2 separate regions of the Homo sapiens genome follow, and region 2 is linked to region 1. A link is an interaction called in ENCODE POLR2A ChIA-PET data of the cell type or tissue named here. Cell type or tissue: PC-9. All regions are shown on one strand. Each heading gives the region's core, and the rest is flanking DNA. Links, peaks and the distances in the headings are about the cores only.

The links. Peaks named below come from ENCODE experiments on the same cell type or tissue, not always from the same donor. Only the 100,000 strongest peaks of a DNase experiment are listed, where the experiment ranks them.
Region 2: POLR2A ChIA-PET joins it to region 1 with 14 read pairs; 2 of 35 experiments call an interaction of 5 or more read pairs at or near these places.

Annotation. Positions count from the first base shown.
Region 1 is chr14:51,394,207-51,402,547 of GRCh38, reverse strand. LINC02310 (long intergenic non-protein coding RNA 2310) reads left to right here and starts at 5,413. Exons shown (of 4, transcript NR_146549.1): 1 at 5,413-5,548. It also overlaps a transcript of FRMD6 not described here. RefSeq lists enhancers at 5,565-6,764, 6,425-6,925, 6,926-7,426. In PC-9, for the core only: no CTCF peak of the experiment used is centred there; DNase peaks (open chromatin) are centred at 3,447, 5,867, 6,197 and 7,567; H3K4me3 peaks cover 1,754 bases; H3K27ac peaks cover 5,607 bases.
Region 2 is chr14:51,674,628-51,682,968 of GRCh38, reverse strand. All of the region lies in intron 1 of FRMD6 (FERM domain containing 6), which reads right to left. Among named protein-coding and RNA genes, the nearest start is that of FRMD6, 27 kb to the right of the region's middle. In PC-9, for the core only: no CTCF peak of the experiment used is centred there; no DNase peak of the experiment used is centred there; H3K27ac peaks cover 480 bases.

The sequences.
Region 1 (8,341 bases), core at 240-8,239:
TCATAGCAGAAGGCAAGGAGGAGCAAGTCATATCTTACGTGGATGGCAGCAGGCAAAGAGAGGGCTTTTGCAGGGAAACTCCCGTTTTTAAAACCTTCAGATCTTGTGAGGCCCACTCACTATCATGAGAACAGCAAGGGAAAGACCCTCCCCCATGATTCAATCATCTCCCACTGGGTCTCTCTACAACACGTGGGAATGAGATTTGGGTGGGGACACAGAGCCAAACCATATAATAAAGGTTTGTGAAATAGCTGCCTGGCCAGAGATAGTCTCTCTGACCTTCTTGTTCTCTCACATCTCTTTTAAAACCTGGAGTTCAAATAAACTCCCCAACCTTCCTACTGCCATTTGCAGGCATTCTCTTCAAGGCCATAATGATTCTTTTTATCCCAGCCTTTTTATATGAACAGAATTTATCCACACAGATATCTGCCAATAGTATATCAAAAATCCCAGGGACAGTGTTATCTAGTCTCCACTGAATTTGCCCAGACCTCATATTACTGGCCTACCAGCTTTCCTGGTTACTCAGATTCCCTCGTTTTGGCCCAGTTCCTTGGCTCTGGCTGTTTGTCCAGCTCTTGTGATAGGAGGCCTGGCTGGGCCAAGTGTTTCAACCTTATCTTCAGCACTCCCTCCACGGCCTGTTTTCCAACATCTATTCTCAATCCTCATGTGCCATGATCTCCCCTGACAGACACTCTTGGGATGAACAAGTCTGGCTGTCTTGGGCACCCCCTGTTCTTCCCAAATACATGGGTAGGAGGTCAGGGAAGAGCAGTTTCTTTAAATTCATCACAGTATAGTGATTTCATATTAGTCTCAGTCACGTGCCTCTGTCAGCGTCCCATTCGAGCCCTGTTGACATTAGCAAGTTGAATACTCCTACGGGGAAGTTCCAAACAATGGAAAAAGTCTTCAGAGAAATTGAAGACTGTTTTACTTTTGGCCTGAGCTTGGGTTAGGATGGGCATTCCAGAGAACCCATCCAAGATATCACCTGATCTGATCCTTTTACTCTCAGAGTTCAAAATGTTCCTTGCAGAGGGACCTTGCATTTCAGACTGCTGCCCAAGGAACTTGTTGCTACAACAAAAACTCCCAAACCATGGAAACTGTTTGTGTCCGCCAAACCCAAAGCAGAACTGTACACACAGCATAAAAATCAAGTTGCCTTAATCTTGCATATTTGGCTCAGTTTTTCCTAGCCACATCCTAAAACAAAATGGGTTGAATTACTGGATGAAAAATAAATTCCATCCATGGAACTGTTGCTATTGCCACAGAAAACAAAAGGAAGGTGTTTTTCTGCCATGTCTTGGAAGAGGTGAAGTCATTGTTTTAGGATAAAGGGATCAGACTTAAATTCCTACCACATGCAGAAAAATGGAGTTGGTTGCTTAATTAGACTGCCTATTAAAAGGTTTCTCATTATTTTAAATTGTGTTTTAAAATACTTAAAAATTCAGGAAAACCTTTCTGAAGAAAAATTTGAAAGTGCTATTTAAAGTCTTCAAAATGTATATAATTTTACCCAGTAGTTCCAATTCTAGGAATAATTATGGAAGTGGCTGAAGAATTATCTGCATAGATATTTAATGCTGCATTACTTTCAACAGTGAGTGGGAGAAAAACTGTTAAGATGTTCAACCTAGGAAATTGGCTAAATAAATTACTGTGTAGTAGAAGGGCTCTTTAAAACCTAAATAGCCCTCTGGATTAGCCATAACTCTCCATTCTTTACATAATAAACTTTTGTCTAATGCCCCAGCATGCTGAGTGCTCACAGCCTGTAGGCTGTCTTTCATTAACCCACACATGTTTATTCCCAGTAGTTGAGTTCCATGCTCACCAAGAATCAGGTGTGTTTGTTCCCAAACCTGTTTATGCTGTTATAGTTTTTTATTGTAATTATATAATTTTATTAAATAGTATATACACCAATGGAATTACAAAAGAGAGATTTTTATTTCTCCAAAAAACAGATTGAAATTTTTAGAAAGACTGGATAAAGTTGAGTTGCCAAAAAATAAAAATACTGATTAATTAGGTGATAATGGACAAGAGTAAAATATTAGGGGAGAAAATAGTAATGATGCAGGAGACTCTGTGATTTGTATGAACATGAATGAACCTAGAGGACATTATGCCAAGTGAAATAAGCCAGGCATGGAGAAACAGTTACCATATGACCTCACTTGCATGTGGAATCTAAAAAAAGTAGAAGTAGAGAGTAGAATGGTTCCCAGAGGCTGGGAGTAGAGCGGTAGATGGGGAAGGAAAGACATTGGTCAAAGGGCACCAGTTTCAGTTAGACAGAAACAGAAGGAATACGTTCTGGTGACTTATTGCATGGCATGGTGACTAAAGTTAATAATAATACATTTTACATTCAAAATAGCTAAAAGAGAGGACTTTAAATGTTCTTACCACAAAGAAATGATAGATATTTGAGATGATGACTGTGTTTATTAGCCTGATTTGATCATTCCACAATGTATGCATGTATTGAAACATTCCATTGTGCCCATATATATATACAATTATTTTTTGCCAATTAAAAATAAAACTTTTTTTAAAAAAGGAATATTTGCTAACTAAAAAAAAAAACAACATTCTCTGCACATTGAAGCATAAAAGAAAAAATAAATTCAAAAATTCTCACTTTCTTATTCGCCTGTATTTGCCTTATCTAACAAAACCTCTTATTTCTACTTAAGTCAATTCAATGATTTCACTACTTTTGACAAGAGCTGGTCTAAAGTTTATTCTATGAGAGTCAATCAATAATATAAATATAACCAGAATAAAAATACTGAGAAAACAGCTCTCTTAGATAGAGAGAAACACTTTGGAAGCACCCACTTATGTATCAATAATTTAACTAAATTTGAAGCACAGAGGAGGTACTGCTAAGCCTATTGTGATATAATAATTTCAAATCCATCAATTCAATGAAGAACAACACTTTTCAGCCTAATTCTCATAACTGCAGGCACTCAAAAGTAATAAAGTTATATTTTGGAAACAATATTCTAATAGTCAGATATTTTTCTAACTCAGATGATATATCCCAAATTTAATCTAGATTAATGAGGTTTTACTAGGCACTCATGTATCTACCGAAAAATGGGGCACATTCAGATGGTGGCTAATGTCTACTAGAGAGGAAAGTAGTAGATTTAATATTTATTGAGCCCTTAATATTTTCAAGTAACTGTGATGGGTGAACCATTAACTACAAATAGTCCCTTAATGCAGTAGCCTGGCAGACAAGTGTGAGACATGCATAAAGATAGACGGGGAGGAGAAGGAAGACCTGCTGAATGCAATGTTTAAGGAAGGCAGAAGAGGGAGTGGTAAATTCTGACTCAGGGAATGACGAAAGGGTAAGGTTTCCAAGAGCAGAGCTGGGGCCAGGGTATCAACAGAAGAAAGCTCATGAGCAATGGTAGACACACAGGAAAAGGGCTTGGCTAGGAGCAGTGAGCAGTTTGCTGAGTTTAGGGTGTGCCGATGTGGGGTGGGGACAGTAAGTGTGTGGGAAACAGAACTGGAGCATCAGGCTAGGGCCCGATCCTGGAGAGACTTAGAGGCCATTCCAGGGAGGTTGGGCTTTATTCTGTACACACTGGCAATCTGCTGACATGTTTTGAGCCAAGGAGTGAGCAGATCTAGGTTTGGGGCACTCTCTTTGGTGATGGTGGATAGGATAATTTGGAGTCGGGAAAACCTGGAGACCAGTGAAAAAATTATGGAATCTATTGTCCCTGGTTGAGACTCTTTTTCCCAATTTTCTAGTTTACCTGCTGTCTTCAGAGAGGATTATTAGCATATCAGGGTGTAATTTTTTGAATGAAAGTAGGAAATTAGGTTTATCATTATTTCTTTGTTCCAAAAGCCTGGTTGTTAGAGACTTCTTATTAGTGTACTTTTCATAATCTAAGAATTTCTAGTGAGATGGTGAAATATGCAAAAAAAAAATGCAATTTGCTCAGCTTATAAATATTGGCTATTTAATTAACATTGTTTGTGACAATGACATATTTTTCTTATATAGATGATGAGAGAAAGTTCTTTGAAAAATTGCATAGCTATTGTTCTTGAGTAAGTTGCTAAGAGCATTTTACCACCAAGAATAGAGCTAAAGAAAATTGGCTTTGCCTTGTCTGAAGACCATGACTTCTACCTTGGGAACATGTGCACCGAAATGAATACAGCCTCCTCTATGTGTTCACGGGAGGGGATCGTGGGTGGGGAGGTGCAGTGATTCTCAGAACGGCCCTTGTAATTTAAACCTAAGTACCAATATCTCTATGTCAGAAGCAAGGAAATAGACCAAAGCATTAAATGACTAGTTTCAAAATATGCACTTAACCAGCTCTAATGCTGAGAGGAAAATCTTCACTTTTATAATTTTTTTGTATATCCAAGTAAATATGTATAACAACTTTCTCCTAAGACATTTCCCCCTTTTGGTTCTAGAGACCAAAAAAATTGTTGTCTATGTTTCTAAACTTTTTTTCAAGGACTTCACACTTTTAAATTCAAGTTGAATACCCGTTATCTGAAATGCTTGGGACCAGAAGTGTTTCAGATTTTGGATACTTTTGGGTTTTCGAATATTTGACTATATACCTTGAGATATATCAGGGATGGGACCTAAGTCTGAACAAAAAATTCATTTATGTTTCATATACACCTTATAAACATTGCCTAAAGATAATTTTATACAATATTTTAAATAATCTTAAGCACGAAACAAACTTTTGACTGTGTTTTGACCGCAACTCATCACACGAGGTGAGGTGTGGAATTTTCTACATGTGGCGCGATGTCAGTGCTCAAAACATTCAGATTTTGGAGGATTTTAGATTTTGGAGTTTGAGATTACAGGTGTTCAACCTTTGTATCAAACACAACCAATTTATTAACAAAGCAGGTACAAAGTACAACACACTTATGCCCCTAACTTTTGAAGAAAAGCAAAAAAGATTAGTAGGTAAAAGTTGTTTTTCTCTCCCACAAATCATCTTTGCTACTCACACACACATATACTTTGCAAGTGTTTCCAAATCTCTGAAAACTTCACATCTCTTGTCTCAAGCTCTAGGTATGTACCTGCCTACCATAGTGTGGTGTCAAAGGGAAGGTGTCTGAGCAAACTTATTGATCTTAACCTTTTCTTCTCCACCTATGGCAGAAGCCACAAATACCTTATGTAAAGGGCTTGCAGCTGTGCCCTGTGAAGGAGCACTCCCTCCAGACTGGGCATGCGTCCTGGCCTCTGTTTGGAATGCTCTCTTTCTGCCTCAGTTTCCTTCCTGATGTATATATATAGACTCAGCCTCTCTGCCCAAGTCTTCTATGATGACAGCTCACTAGGCAGGCAGCGTGGATCTATGTTCCAGTCTCCTCTTGCAGATCAGATACCACCTCTGAGATCCTTCTCTGCTCCTCACTGACCAAACTCAAGGAACAGATCTTCCCTGCCCAGGTCTCCAGGACCCCAACCTACCCACTTCTAGGAGAGAATTCACACAGGGTAAGTTAAGAACACTTATAGCAAGGGATAAATCCTCCCTGCCCCTCGCATGGTGTGCCTTAACATTTAGCCCTAACCACAGGGATACAGAATAGCCCCTTCTGCAAAACTGAACTGGAAAATTGGATCCACATATAAAAAAGGAGGTTGTTCTGGCTAATTGATTAGTAAGGCCCCTGTAGCTCGTCCAGTTACATATATTCATGTCCAGCTTGTCACACTGTCTGGCTGACTAATTTGGCCTACAGACTCCCCAAACATGAGATTCTAATGACTCACCTAAAGTTTTAATATTCAGAAAACTGGGCCTTCTCCTTGGAAAGTTGTTCCGATGAGCAGGAATGTTAATCTGTGAGTGTAAGTACTGCCTTCACCTCTGGACGTGTCTGTGTGGTATGTGCCAAAGAGACAGAACTCAGCACAGATGGTGACTCCTGAATCATTAACTTCAGGCAGCTGCGTTCCGTGGCTGTACAGCTCCGTGGCAGCACAGGCACCAGGAGCCCACAGATTATCACGATAAACAGTACAAGACCTCTTGCAGGTCGTAGGCCATGGAGCACATGTTTAACTTCTTTGGGGAAAAAAATAATTCGCTGGCAAAAAAAAAAAACCCAGAATATTTGCCAAACACCTCATTTCCTGCTCTATAACCAGATGGTTATGAATCATGTGAAATATCCCTTCCACCTCCATGAACAAATATTCGTGTTATTTACAAACTAGTAGTACATTTGTGACTGCACATACATGCTTAACAAATTTCTAGGCCGTGGAATGTATTTCTCAAGTATATGGGAAAATCTATAACATGAAAATCTTTATCTTCCCAGGCTTTCTGAATAATGTGTATTAAACAGTTGTTGACGACCTAACAAAAGTTACTGGGTCTTGGAGTGTGAGACAGATCACTATTTTGGAGAAAGGATGTTATATGAAGCAGGAACTACATTTTTTCACTGTGGTTTCACCCTTTTATTTAGAAACAACAATAAACATTTTTGTTACGGCTTTGAAAAGAGAAAATAAATCCCTTTTTGTTATGGCTTTGAAAAGAGAAAATACATGCCTTTTTGGAAGAGAGAAAGAGAAAAGGCAGGAAGGAAGGGAAAGAAGGAAGGGGAGATTGGATGGATTCTTTGCTAGCCAAGGTGCCTAAGAGCTAGAAACAAAAGTAGGAAATACAAACACTGTAGCTTTCTGCACCACAGCTGCCTCCCCTCGCAACAAAGAGCAGGCCCTCGGCCTCCGAGCCTGGGAGAGGGAGCATCACCCTTAGGCACAATGTAGCCCAGAAGGGCCTGGCGCTGTCCTTTTTGGCCTCCTGACAAGAATGTTCACTTACAGATCCCAAGTTATCCTAAGTCCATCTGGCGTGTTCTGAGGATCAAAAACAAATGTGTGGAGCCTCCCCTCCCTCGCACCCGCCTGCACTCTCAGGCTCTGACCTGCTTTCAGGAGCACTCAGGGTGAAGCCCAGACTTGTCCCACAGGGGATTCTCTGGGAGGGAGGCTGGGAGCACATGGCATGCAGTGCCTCTGCCTCCTCACCCACCCTAAGAGGTGGAAGGAGGCAGCCCAGCAGTGCCCCTCAGAGTCAAAGACAGCGTGGCTCGCTCTCACAAGCCCTTCAGCTTGCTGGGCAGTAGTGAGATTTTTTGTTCCTTTCTTATTAGAGTCACAGAGAGTCAGAAGGGAACTCAGAGATGATTTTACAAAGGGAAGAATATTAAGGCTTAGCGAGGTCAGACTACTCACACAGGTCATGGCAAATTAGCAGAAGAGTTGGGATTTCATTTTTAGTGTTTTGCCATCCTATGGATGGGTTTAAATCAGAGGTAATAACTTTGATCCAGCTATTCTTCAAGAGAAAATAAAGCCAGGGCTTTGGGAACAGTAGGAGGTGGGGATGAGGGGAAGGGCAACATCAGGCAGCATTTATGTGACCAAACAGACACGTTTTTGACACAGGTTGGACATGTCAGATAAAATAATCTGCCATCTGCACCAACTTGCTTGACCTGAACAACAAGTTCAAATGCCAAGGTGACTAGAGAAGAGGGAGAGTACAGGAAGCAAGGGAGGGGGAGAGGCTTCTCCTCTTTCTCAGGACAGGAGTCTGGCACCTCATCTTTTTATGAACAATAGAGCCCCTGTGTAAGCCCCATGTCCCTCAGGAAAGGAGGATCCCAGGAGGTCCCATCCTCTGCAGCCTGCAGTGCCTCTTCCTCATTTCCTTATTGACTCCTGATTCCGGGGGTCCTAGGTGGGCAGGGCTTAGACGTCCAGTTGCATCAACTGTCCCTGCATCCTATCCCTGATTTTACTTCACTACAGGAAGTAGCCAGAGTGCAACAGCAGGCTCTCTGTGTCTGGATTTTATGACAAAAGAGGATTTATAAACAGAACTTGAGGGCCTTCCTGAGAAAGAGAAATTGGCCTCTCTTCAGTCAGGAGCCAGGGAATTATTTGCACGCCAAGCAAATAGCTCCCAAGCTAACAATAAATGGCTCTGGGGCTGTGTCATTCATTGACCCTGGGAATTCACCCAAGGCACCTCTGAAATTTGAAAATAGCTGTTAATTACATTAAATCGTGAGAATTACAGATTTTTCCAAAAGGGATGACTATTAGAAATGTGAGGTGTCAACGGAGGTTTGATGAATAGGCACCACCAGTTTGTTTTCTTCCTATAATCCAAGCCTCTGAAAATGACCTGAGAATTCACACATATGATCTGAGAGTCAGAATTGGCCAATATTGTAGAAAGTAAAGGTAAAACCTGTATTCTTC
Region 2 (8,341 bases), core at 78-8,077, 280 kb before region 1:
TGGCACCATCTTTCCAGTGGGGCTATTGATCACAGTGTGTTGTCCCCACCCTGGCTGATGGGGGTGATGTAGGAGAGGGATGTAACTCACAGCTGGCCAAACAGGGTTCATTCTCCAACCACAGTGCTTGGTCTAAATGCTGAACATGTAACCCAAGCAAAACCAGAATTCCTCCATGAAATTTGTGATATAAACGCTGGGAAGGAGAGAGCTGCTCTTCTTTTTGTATTGCTCTTTGTGAAAATAATATGAGCCTGGAGTTGCTGGCAATCATCTTTGATGCCACATGGTAAGAAATCTCCTGAGAAGGACATCATCACAGAGGAAAGAGAAGCTCAGAAAGAATCCTGATTGCATCATTTGAACTGCTGCATCTAGCTATCTGAAGCCAGAAACCATCCATAGAAATTCTCATATAGTGAGCCAGCAAGTTATCTTAAGCTAATTATGTTAATTCTGCCACTTGCAACAGAGTAAGTCCTCTCTAATACAGATAATCCAAACAAGAAGCTGACTGACTGCTTGATACATTCATTCATTAATTCACTGTTTCCTATCTCTGGCTATACCAACATTGATATTTACTTTACTTAAAAAAAAAAACAAAAAACTGCTCTAAGTTTTAAAGTTTCTCTCCAATCCAAAAAAAGGAGAATAGTCACTATTCACCATAAGCAGAGAAGACCAAGAAGATGGGGGATAAAATCTGAGTAGCTGAAAAATTTAGGTGGTTGGGTTAAAATAATAGTAAATTATTATTTCACCCAATAATCCCACTTACAGGGAATATATAAGTAGAAAATAATTCAAAATAAATCACTAACACAGTAAATAATTTATGGAAATAATGCAAAATTCATTTAAGGCAAACAAAGCATATTGGGCAATTAATAACAGTAATTTTCAGCAACAAAGGAATATCTCATCTTGCATACTAATGTGTGGGTGAATAGTCCTCTTATTAAAGACCACAATGTGTTTTACAGAATCACGCAGAATATGCTTTTATTGTATTGTACATTTGTAACAAATTAGAGTAGCTGTAAAAAAATGCTTTTACTGCAAACAAAATAACTGGAAAGCATGGTTGATATGTAATTTGAAAATTGATCAGTAAACAGTGTAATCATAGCAATTTTAGTAAAAATAGCTTTAATTTGAAGCATATTTTATAAATTTGGTAAGGGGAAAACCATTAAGCTAATTACCAAATGCAAGCTAAGAAACTGTAATCTGACTGTAACATTATTATACTATACAATTGTAAGTGGCTGTGTATGTCACTTGAAATGCAGGCTAGTTGTTGAATCAACAGAAAGGCTAAGTTTTGAAAGAGGAAATACTGTATGGCAGTAGGCAGCATAATAGGCTGTTAAGAGCTTGGACTCTGGAGCCAAACAGCTTGGGTTTGAACCCAAGCTCAGACACTTCCCACCTGGGTACCCTTGGGCAAGTCTCTGTACTTCTTTGATCAATTTTGCTCACCTTTGAATTGAGATTCATGTGAAGTTTATTAAACGGGTTACTCATATGTGAAGCACTTTGAACAGAGCTTGATATACAGTATGTGTTACTGTATTTACTAGCAAGAAACATAACTGGCTTCATATCATGGAAAGCAAGTGGAAGCACTGTTGTTTGCAAACATGTAGTGGTCACTATCTATGCTATTTTATCATATCTTGAAATCTAAATAAATGGTGTTTTTCTCCTGTTGGCAGCTAACAGATTATTTAACTTCTGTATTTAACCAATGAGGTTAACCTCGGGGTTAGGAACAAAAAAAGAACCTTCCAATTAAAGTGGACTTGCATTGGTGCCAAGTAATGCTCATCATACTCTAACGAAAAACATTATGTGGGTAGTACTCAGCTATAGAAAAGGGAGAATATAAAAAGACCAGCAAAGAACTTTCTATTGCAATAAAGAGAAAAATTAGTGAAATCGAATCATAAGCTGTGGTTAGCATTATAAATCACTGCAACCAATTTGGCTTTTTTTGTAGTAAGAGTCATAGAGATGTTCATACCTTTTCACCCAATAATCCCACTTGCAGCGAATGGATAAGAAATAATTCAAACAAAGCATTCAACATTTCTGAACAAAAGTACTCACTAAAGTGTTATTTATCAAAGTAAAAAATGAGAAAAATCTAAATAGGGAAAAGACAGGAACAGATTAGTAAATCATAGTATATAAAAAAATAACATCAATAATAATAAACGTTTATTGAGCACATCATCCCCTAAATCACAAATACCCACTATAGCCAAAAATTACCCTTTCACTATATAATTTTAGAATAGGACTAGCAGGAATAAAGAAAGCTGCTAAATCAAAGAGAAAAAAAAAGCAAGAAAAAGATCATAAGTATTCTGTTAGTCAATGAATAAGCATAAACCAACTGGTATTTGAGAACTCTAGCACTTGTTAAAGTGTAGTTCATACATATTTGTCTCTCAACACCATTTCTAAATTTTAGCCCTTAGACAGTTTATACTCTTTCAAGAGTCAAAATTAATAGCGTAGAAACAATAGGAAGTAATGCAACTACATCTTAAATTAAATGCTAAACTGTACAGTAAAATGAAGGCTGTGGGATTTGAGAAAAGGCTGAGAACTGGGAGGAGCATGGCATTCAGGAAAGATTCCATGAAGGGAGGTTAACAGCATGTATGGGGAGAAGAAAGAATTGCAAGGGTGGGAAGTAATACAGATAAGGGCCCTAGTGGAGAGGCCTGGGCCTGTGCTGCTGCCCCATGCAAACTCAGACTGAACAGATGAGAAGCCTGGTTACAGAGCCTTCTCCTGAAATATAAGGCTTTTCTTCAGTTGGAAAGCCTGAGAGGCTTCCAACAAGATTCACTTGGATGGCACACAGCATAGTACACCACGGACTGTTTTTCAAAGTTTTGTTCTTTGTTAACTCAACCAATGAATCGCCTTCTCTAGCTTTAACCGAGGTTTTGCACCCTGTGCTGTTTGGACTCAACCCTTCCCCCTTCTTCTTTGGCATTATTTTCTGCTACCACCATACTCACGCTATTTATTTGATTACAGAGGCAAAGCAAAGGCTAATGACAATAGGTACTTGGGAAAATGAAATTATCACTTGTCTTACATTAGAGATTAAAAACATATTTCTCCAAAGCACAGGTCTGGTATATCCTTCCTAAACTGAACAGTAATAAGCATAATTCTGTTAATCAACTATTACAATGAAGCCCATAAAAGAAGTGATGGGGATCTTCAAATATCTCAAAAAGCCTGATAGAAATGGCATATTTTCCCACAATAATATCTCAAGGGAAATTAAAAGATCTTTCACTTAAGTAATATTAGTATTATTTTCAGGCACTTATTTTGATAGCACACTTAGCTTTACATGCCAAAGCAAAAAAAAAAAAAAAAAAGAAAACAAATGACTTAATTTGTTTTGACAGACAATCTTTCCAAACATTAAGCCTAAGGAAGGTGGGGGAAACGACAAATGAAAGTGATCCTCAATGACTGAAAGGTTGGGAAAATTATTTGCTCTCTCTGTATTATTTGTTCTCTCTCTCTATATGCTACATATGCATTATATATATGCATAATATATATTATATATAATATGCATCATACATATATAGTATGCATTATATATAGCAAATATATACATCTATACACGTGTGTATATTTTTATATAATCTTAGTAAGAAAAAAAAATCCTTCCTTTTGTCTAGCCTTTTTAACAGCTTTCTTCTCTACTATACAACCTCACTGTGTTCTCACCTAAATTTTTAAATGTTCTCTGTCTTGTCTCATTCCTTAAAGCCATCCCCCACAATGCTGCCAGGGTGACCTCTTAAATTGCATATCTGATCATACATATCACACCATTGCTCACATTCTTTAACAGTTCAGCACATCCACAGGACAACACCTAACACTAAAGCACAGTAATCCTTCACCATCGGGTCCCATTCCTCCTCAGTGTGAGTATTTTCCAATTCATGTTCTGAATTACTGCAGTTCTTTTCCTCACGGATCCCTGAACAAGTCTTGCTTTCATACTTCTATGCTTTTGACCATGCTGTTCCCTCTGCCTACAATATTATCCCTTGCATATTATCCCACCCACCCACCCACTCCAAAAGAACATAATGAAATCACAAAATATCTTCATTCTCCCTGGAAACTCAAGATGCTGGTCTGTGAAGCATGCCTCCACGTTCCTAGGCAACTCAGCAGTTTTTCTCCTGCTCCCCATGGAGGACTGGAGTCTCCTCAAGGGTAGGCTGTCAGCATCCTTATGTCACTAATGCCCAGGGTAGTACTGGCTCTGTATAGGTATCCAGTAGGACTTGTTAAATACACTATTTAGACTTACCAGAAATGTGAATGAATCCCTAGCAATTAAGTTAAAAATTATGTTCCTTTACGACACACTTTTCCCCCACAATGGGAGTCAGCGTTGGTCAGAGCTTCTTGAATATTTTCTGCATATTAGTTATAGAGGAAATGTGTACATTTCTTCTTGTCTCCAAATTTAGTGGACATAATGTGAGAATACGATCCTCCAACACTGTCCACAAAATAATTTCTGCAAAAGTCTCCATGTGTGTCAGGTTAAGCCAACTTATGTGAAAGCAAACACATAAGGAGACACACTGTTTGGGACGCACTAAGTTGCAAGTACCAAAAATATCCAACTCAAATCTGGACTCTGAAGCCAAACTGCCTGGGTCTGACTCTTAGCCAGCTATTTATTAATACTAACTGTATGACCTTTGACAAAGTCTCTTCACCTCTCTATCTCAGCTTCCGTATCTATAAAATGGAAATTATAACAGTACATACTTTATAGGGTATTATAAGGCATATGGTAAGCACTAGATAAGTGTTAACTATTAGTAAACAACAGGACTAGTTAAATAAGCGAAATTTATAAATAGAGTGACTTGGAGCCTAAAGTGAAATGGGTGGCCCCACAGGTGGTTTGATGTGGTGGCTCACATTGTCATACACAGAACCTAGTTTCTCCTGGCACCCTGAAATCAGCTCCATCTTAAGGCTGGCATCTCTCAGAGTGGCCAAATCAACCAGAATGTAGAAGGAAACAAGAATACTGAATCTCTACCTGACTGGAGAGTTCACAAGTCCTTCAGCACTGAACAGGGGCAGGGAATAGTTGAACTAGCCTAAGCCACCTAGGGCCCACATCTAGATCTGGCGGTGTGTTAACTTCCCCTGAAGTACACGGACATTAAAACCAAAATTTGGGTACCTATGGGAAGCTGGGGGATAAGAGAAGATGTTAGATAGGCAACCAACAAGAACAAAGGCAATGGTAAAATTCATGAATTTTAAACCACAGAAACTACTTTCACAGCCATCTGTATTCAAAAGTCATATCAGGTTTAGCAACCAGGCACAAAAATTCCTTTCAACCAAGATGAATTTCTAGCATGACATCGCCAACAAAAAGTGCTGTTCTCAGGGAAAATCCTCCAACTTAGAAGCATCTGCTTCTAATTTCCACAATGAAATCTTTGATTCCCTCATTCATGGGACTTGCACTCAATTCCCTCTGACACAGGAACTGCAGTTTTCTAGATAATGACTTTGCTGTGAAATTCTCATTATCTAGTAGCAATATATGAATCTTAACATTAACTTTACTTATTTTCCCCTGAAATACTTCTTCCCAAAGAGAGCATAATGCCCCTAACAAAGATTGAACTAAATATTTGAGAAGTTGCTAGCTTTCTGGTAACATTGCAAAAGGATTTTCTATGTCATTACATGGCTCCTAACAACAAGGAAATGTACAAGCTAGAAACGCAAAGGCCCACTGACAACAGACTAAATAAAATATGGTACATTAAAACAATTAAGCAGTGAAAAATCATGAACTACAGCTACACATTAACAAGTGCGAATCTCAAAAAACAACATTAAGGAAAAAAGCAAGTAACAGAAGAATACATATGACAGATTACAAATAGAAGGTTCTTATGTTCACATGTCAGGTTCAAAAAGAAAAAAAGAAAGTTCAAAAATAAGCAAAACTAATGAATGATTCATTTAGGGATACATATATATGTGTGATAAAACTAAAGAAAGGCAAAGGTATGATTAACTTCAAAATTGTAATGTGGGGGAGGCTGGAGGTAGGATGACATATTCAGAAAGCAGCAGAGAACTTCAAAGGTTCTACAGAAATTTTTTTCATAACTTGGTAGTGAATACAATGGTGTTCTTTCATCACTATTATTGTTTAAAATGTACAGACATTACAAACACTCTTCTATGTGTATATTTCACAATTCTGTAAAGCACATCAGAAGTACTGAGGTTGAAAATGCTGTGAATAATCACATACTGATAATTAAACTTTAAAAAGATACATAAGGCAGGACAAGTATGAAATGCTGCTATAACTGCCTGCTACATTTCACAAAAGATGAATCCATTACGGATCCTATGCAGAGTTTAACTACCATGTAACCACCATGTACCACATACTTAAAAAATGTTATTTCACTTACTACACAGTTTGTTTCCAGGGATCTGAAACTAAGAAAAGCCTTAGAGCTCCTAGTATTGTTAATGAATTCTTGTAATTTTTATAATTTAGTGACAGGTATAAAATAATTTCTGAGTTTCTATCTATTCCTAACTGGAAACAAATGTAACAAAGTGCAATCAAATGAAAAATTTATCACTGTATCAGATTTTAGAGATGACTTCATCCAACCTTTTAAGTTTACAGGTTAAGAAACTGGCACTTTGAGAGAATGTGCTGGCCAAGATGACAGTCAGCTGTAGGACCGTGGTGTGCTTTTCCTTAATGGGATTTTTCTTCCTAAATTATATTCCAAAACTCCCATGGGTAAAAAACAATTTAGCTTAATCTAGTATCTTTTCAGAAAGTTCATATTTTATATTTTTAAACGGAAAGTTAAGAAACGTGCTAAAATAATTTACTAAATTAAACATACCCAAATGCTAATAAAACCTGCCTTTTACCTTGATACCTTTCATTATATGTGAAAAATTTTATGAAACCAGAAAAGGGCTTTGGAGATTCTAGATTTAATTTTTACCCTACATAAATTATGGGGATAAGATTATGTTGTTACCTAGACACACTCAAAGCAGCAGCATTTGCTGTGGGGACACCCACAGAGACACACACACACATTGTACATGTGCAGAATGATGCAAAGTGAGGCTCCAAGGCCAGGTACTCTTTAAAGTAAAGAAGATCAAAAGCACAACCTACAGACTTCAAATTAAAAAATTCATCTGGAAAATCGAACAAGACTTTCTACTGCTACAAAAGTCCTTGTTTAACACCCCCTTGGGGGATTTTGCAGTGATTACACAAGCTGGAGACAAGTTGCTAAATAAACTTAAAAAGACAAAACATTATACAGTTTTAAAAGCCCTTAAGAGAAATGATAAAAATGTTTCTTTTATATATGGCTTTATTATAGTTTCACAACATATTTACCATTGTCATTTTCATGTACAGATTCTGTCTCCAACACATTAAAAGACACTTCTATCCTAACAAAGCCTTCCATTAATCAGAGATCTACAGTTCCCCTGTGGAGTCATCAAATCTTTAGCCAACGTGCTCTAAGGAGACCAAGGTGCCTTCTGTTATTCCATAGAAACATGGATCCAAGACTGCTAAGGTAGCTGTCAGGAACATAACTGGGAGCTAGGGATGGCTGTATCCTTCATGCTTCTCCCAGGGGAATCTTCAATCAGAAGCCGGCCTCTGCTACTGTCACCCAGTGTTTCATTCTCTTAGCTTACTTCTAGAAGATAACTACCATGAATCTGCCAGTTACACCAAGTGTGGAATCTCATTTTCAGTGGTACTTACCTATCTAGCAACATTCTATTTCCCATATGCCAATTCACAGGCATTATTTCTGTAACTCTTCTCAACTAGAGTTTTGAAATAATATACAAACCAAGGTCAATTCAATTATTATCCATCTATTCTAAAAGAAACAGAAATAAAGCCACTTAACAGTGAACCTCTCTGGTCTCTCTGGTGTGTGAAGTCAACAAAATCCAGGAATGAGTAACTGAAGAGCCCAGTCCAGTCACCTCCATTTGACCTACCTATTTACTGGATCATCTGGTTGTTCGGTTCGTGCGTCCCCCTCCATATTACCAAAAGAGAACATTCCTTCTCACAGTAATCATCCTCTGATGCGTTGAGAGAGGCTTAAAGTATGCTTTTTAAAGGGTGTGGGGGAAGGAAACCAGAATTACACCTTACCCTACACAAATAGGGTTAATCTTCCATGAAAAATGGAACCATACCTCAACCTTG